Regions from separate parts of the Homo sapiens genome. Here region 1 is linked to region 2. The links are chromatin contacts, found by Hi-C in ENCODE. All regions are on one chromosome and are shown on one strand. Each heading gives the region's core, a stretch centred on a gene start or an enhancer-like site at or near the end of the contact. The rest is flanking DNA. Distances are from core to core; before and after follow the strand shown.

What was found. A loop is a pair of places that touch in the nucleus more often than their neighbours do. Pooled maps may share reads with other maps.
Region 1: a loop to region 2 is called in a pooled map, with 5 times the contacts of the local background. The contact joins two enhancer-like sites. A Hi-C loop is called at or near these places in 10 of 50 pooled maps.

The regions. Positions count from the first base shown.
Region 1 is chr7:50,621,005-50,623,704 of GRCh38, forward strand. The region is part of intron 8 of GRB10 (growth factor receptor bound protein 10); the gene reads right to left. Among named protein-coding and RNA genes, the nearest start is that of DDC, 57 kb to the left of the region's middle. Within about 2 kb of position 1,332, at least 4 of the 41 ENCODE cell types and tissues checked have a DNase peak (open chromatin) inside an H3K27ac peak, as active enhancers do.
Region 2 is chr7:51,349,079-51,351,778 of GRCh38, forward strand. No RefSeq gene overlaps it. Among named protein-coding and RNA genes, the nearest start is that of COBL, 34 kb to the left of the region's middle. Within about 2 kb of position 1,258, at least 7 of the 41 ENCODE cell types and tissues checked have a DNase peak (open chromatin) inside an H3K27ac peak, as active enhancers do.

The DNA of each region.
Region 1 (2,700 bases), core at 82-2,581, 730 kb before region 2:
AAATGGGAGGTGATAGCTACCTAAATGAGGAGGATATGTCTGTTTCCAAAGCGAAGGGCATTTTGTCTCCAAAGAACCCTGAGGAGAGCCAAAGAGGATGCCTGGGGCAGCCACCAGCCCCAAAGGGGGTGGCCAAACCCACGCAGGCGCCCATCCTTGTGGACAATACTTTCCTGTCTCCCTGCGCCTCCCCTGGAAAGATCATGGGAAAGTTGCACATGGCAGTGTAAACACACAGGGGGACGTGTCCCTGGTGGTCAGATCCAGGTGGACAGGTGAGGGCTTGGTGCCCTGGCAAAGGGGGGCCCAGGAACTCGGGATAACCGGTGGGCTGTGAAACTGACTGTGTATCCTGACAGAAGTGTGCTTTTCTGAGGCTGGTGACTCCAGAGGGCGCCTACCATCCCCAGAGGTGGGTCCCAAGACAAACAAAACATCAACTCCCTTTTCGTCACTCACAGCAGGTCAGTGAACACAACGTGGCAGGTGACCCCTTTCTCAGAGATCCAGAGCTGTGCAGCCTCCGGATGCAGCTGAGTGCCCCTGGCACAAATGCTCCAGGCACCAGTGTTCCAGTTGGCCATCGACTGCACATCTGTTCAAAGATCTTCCCTCCAGTTTTAATTTTCTCCATGATTTAAAGATATGTATTTTCAAATGACCTTGCATGATTATAAACAATCACATCACTATCTATAAACTGCATATGATTACAATGGCCTAAGTTAAATGGGAACACTACTTTTCAAGATAATATTCCAAAAATAATTTCAAGAAATGGAAAGGGCAAAAATTCCTTGAAGTACATTTGTATTTTTCAAATTTCTGAAACTAATGCTGGCATTACTCTACTCCTCAAGAAAAAATATTTAAATATCAAGACAACTCAAAAAAGAGAATCTTACTTCCTTGCCTTAACCCTTGCAGCTAAAGTGTGACTCCTCGGCAGAAACCTGTGCTGCCAGTTGGCAGTGGAGGGGCCATGGCAGAGCCGGTGCACGGAAGCTGTGCACCCCACTGTCTCGGCCTCACATCGAGCTGCAGCCCTTGGGCCACTCCCTGCCCATCATTCCTCAGCACAGCCCACCCAAGGGAGAGAAAAGAGCTGTCAGCAAGCTCAGGGCTTTCCCAGGCTAAGAAACTGTCAACAGAGTAATCAGTGAGATAGCCCTGACGTGTGGATAAGGCCGTAAGTGGACTTCTATTTATAAATTTTAGTGGGGGAAAGGACATCTTTTGTTGCTTTTCACATACAAAAGGGAGAGAGGGACATAAAACCAGCCTGCAAAAGGCCCCCTCTAATCAGCAAGAGTCAACAGGCGCCGGCTGTTTCTCCCTCCACACCTTTCTGCATGTCCAGCTGTCAGCATCCAACAGCGTGGCAGCCACAGGACCTCCAGAGTTACTGCCACGGTGTTTCCCATCTGACCAGGAACAACCACAAAGCTGTAAACAGCCCGAAAAGGACTTGTTGCTCTTCCTGTTTCAACCTAATTCTCAGGACAACGGAATTCCTCAAATCCTTGAAATTTGTAAGATCTGGCGGAAACCCTCTTCTCTTTACTGTGTTCTCTGTGTAAGTTCCAGCCTCTCTCCCAGATTATCTGACCTTAGTATGCCTGATGTCTACAGTTACTTGGGGCCTGGGTGCAAGAGCCCCAGGCACCAGGTGCCCCCCACATTCCCAGGGATGGGTTTATCTGCAATCCCATTTTCAAGTTCAGGGGGCATCAAGATACTAGTTTTGTATGTTTAAATTTGTATTTTTCAAAATTCCTTTTATCTTTTTTTTTTTTTTAATTTTTGAGGCAGGGTCTTGTTCTGTCAAGCAGCTGGAGTGCAGTGATGCAAACACAGCTCTCTGCAGCCTCAACTTCCTGGGCTCAGGTGATCCTCCTGCCTTGGCCTTCCAAAGTGCTGGGACTACAGGCATGAGCCACTGTGCCTGGCCAAAAATATCTTTTAAAATATAATTTGTTTACTTGATATGTCTGCAGGCTGACTGTTTAATATCACTGCATCCTCCATGTGTGAAGCTGCCCTGGCTAAGGTGAACCTTCCAGAGACTTGCAGCTCACCATGCTCGGGGCAGAAGGGATGGGGACACCTTCCAAAAAACCTGCCCCATTCTGGCAGCCTCAGCTGGACTTACTGTCGGCTGTTGAGTGGCCTGGGTCAGGGACAGTGTTTTCATGGCTAAGAACTCCACTCCAGACACTGAGACTGAGAAACATCCCCAACAGGTAGAACCTGGGGGCAGTGCTAACATAGGAAGGGACCATTTAAAGGGACAAGTGAACTGGGAATCATAAAACAGACCATCATTCACTAGGGCTTCACCTACCAGGGCAAGGGGCTTTGCAACAACTTTTTCAAGTGCGTCCAGTAGTGAATGTCCCCAGGAGCTAACGCTGGGAAGGGCCACCTGACCTCAGTCTGCTCATAGGAGTCGTTCTCTGCTTATCCACAAGCGCAGCACAGAGCGGGCAGGAAAAACCACCCTCAGCGAGAGGGGCTACTCTGCCGAGTGACAGCAGGGATGCCACTGTTGCTGCCAATGGAGGGTGACCAGCATCTCAGAGGAGCGATGCCCTCCAGGCTGCAGACACCCACGCATGGTGCTTTTCTCCCGCAGAAAGGGAACCACCTGCTGCAGGCTATCTTGGGAACTACCCTCACTTTTTCTAAAGCCATCACTTC
Region 2 (2,700 bases), core at 8-2,507:
TTGGTTATAATATTTGTTTTCTTTATACACCTTTAGATGAATTATCTTTCACGTGAATAAATATTCTCTGAGATATTAATAATTGAAAAATTAGATTTTTTACTTTGAAAGCAAAAGATTTAAAAAAATCATGCAAGTGATGGTTGCTGGCCTCCACCTCCTTTCCACAGCTCTGTCCTCAGCTCCTCATAGTATAGGGGAAAGTTTTTTTGTTGTTTGTTTTGTTTTGTTTTTGAGATGGAGTCTCGCTCTGTTGCCTAGGCTAGAGTGCGGAGGTGCGATCTCGGCTCACTGCAAGCTCCACCTCCTGGGTTCACGCCATTCTGCATCAGCCTCCCAAGTAGCTGGGACTACAGGCACCTGCCACCATGCCCAGCTATTTTTTTTTTTTTTTTGTATTTTTAGTAGAGACGGGGTTTCACCGTGTTAGCCAGGATGGTCTCGATTTCCTGACCTTGTGATCCGCCTGCCTCGGCCTCCCAAAGTGCTGGGATTACAGGCGTGAGCCACTGTGCTGGGCCCAGGGGAAGGTTTTATGATCTCAGACCTCGCTCATTCCCAGACCAATCCTGGTTTGGACAACTATTGCCTGTTATGTAACAAGAAATTATATGCTAGGATTGTTACCAGTGGGGTACTTTCCCAATTCTTATCAAATGTAGAGAGTTAAGCAAATCTGGTATTCACATCACTGGTGGTCATATCACTATAAAAGATACTCCATTATGCATTTTCAAATTCCATTTTATTTTTCACTTGTATTTGTAAATGGGCACGTGTTATAAATTCTTTCTCTTTTCCTTTCGGTGGAAGAAAATTTGAGAAGATAACAGGGCATAGGATGTCTGACTTCTCTCATACAAGATGTAGTAATTAAACTCCATTCCTCTTCCTCAGATGCAATTTAGGCACATTTCCAAAGAAAAGAGAAATAGATTTGATTGGATGGAGTAGTTATTAATGAACCAATCAGTTTACATTCATGAAATGTGAAGAAGAGGAAATATTTCCTATTATGCTTCTTGATTCAGCTGTAACTGCTGGGCAACACTTCCTGCTTGGCTTTTCTTTGACCCTAAGTATGTGCATTGAAACACCCAGTGGTCTCCAAGTTGGAGATTCTTAAGTTTAGCCTTACAGCATAATGAGCACATAAGCACTCCCAGTGTCTCTGGATCTGATGTTCCCATGACACACAATACTGTTTGTCCAGTAGCAGGGCTGCTCATATTTCAAGTATGAGCTGTGATAGCACCTTCCAAATAAGGAAAAGGATAGGCAGGCTGTGCGTTGTGAAGGCAGGTGTTGAGTTTCAATCCATAAGGAAGAACTTTTGGGATCCCTGGTGTCAAGTATGCCTTGGCATCCTTCCCTTCCGGAAACTCCAGATACACAGGGCCCATGCAGCCGTTGCATGTTCCATTAGCGAATGTTTTCCTAGCATGGAGAGCCCCGCTTCTGAGCGACATGTGTGGAATGTATACTGAACTCTTGTTTACATTTTTTGTGTTTAAATCTTGCTTGCTGTACGTATGGACCATATTGAATTAAAAGAGTATTACATGAACAAATTGAGCTGCAATGGCCTGTAAATTGTGAAAAGGCAAATAGAACTGAAGGGTGTGGACCTTGTTTACTGGCAGAAGCAATGGAGTTTGAGGTCAGAATGGTTTGACACACAGCTTGTAATTTTCAGGAATGGAAACTAAGGCACTTGCTTAAAACTTCTGATGTGATTTTTCTTAACTATAAAGTAGGGATAAACAATAATGAATACCTTATATAATTGTTATGAAGCAGCAAAGTTTTATAGACTATAAGTTGCCAAACTGATCTTAGAAACCATTGTGTGGGGCAAGGCACAGTGGCTCATGTCTGGAATCCCAGCACTTTGGGAGGCCGAGGCAGGCAGATCACAAGGTTAGGAGTTCGAGACCAGCCTGACCAACATGATGAAGCCCCATCTCTACTAAAAATACAAAAATTAGTCTGGCATGGTGGCGCATGCCTGTACTCTCAGCTACTCGGGAGGCTGAGGCAGGAGAATTTCTTGAACCCGCGAGGCGGAGGTTGCAGTGAGCCTAGATCGCACCAATGAACTTCAGCCTGGGTGACACAGCGAGACTCTGTCTCCAAAAAAAAAAAAACAAAGAATCCATTGTATGACAAGACGTGTATTTCCTCACATGTGACTTAACTGACTCCTAAGACAGTTTGAACAGAAAACGCATAAGTAATTGTTCCAAGAAGAGGAGTAGCCGCAACTCTAGTGGTCTCTGTGTAAATCCTAGCTGTACTCTGTGTGAATGCTCGAGTTCTAGGCCTTTTCTCCTTGAAATCATTGATCTCAGGTTGGGAGTAACCTCAAGAATCCATCTTGTCTATGTCCTGCCCTATATGCTGAAATGTTATGGGTTCCATAGCTTTGGTCCAAAAAGGTGAATTGACTTACTCAAAGTCACAAAGCTAATTAGTGTCAGATTAAACCAGAAATTGTGGGCAGTATAAGATGTTGCATTGTGAAGTGCTCCTAAGAACTTGCAAGTGATATCCTGATAGTGTGGCAAGTAAAATCAGCACATAATGTATGAACCTGTGTGTCTACAGAAATCGCCCTGATGGATGGACACGTCTGAATGTACAAAAATCTTGGGCCTATTAACTTCTGTGCAGAGAGGGTTAATAGAAGCAACTAGAGTG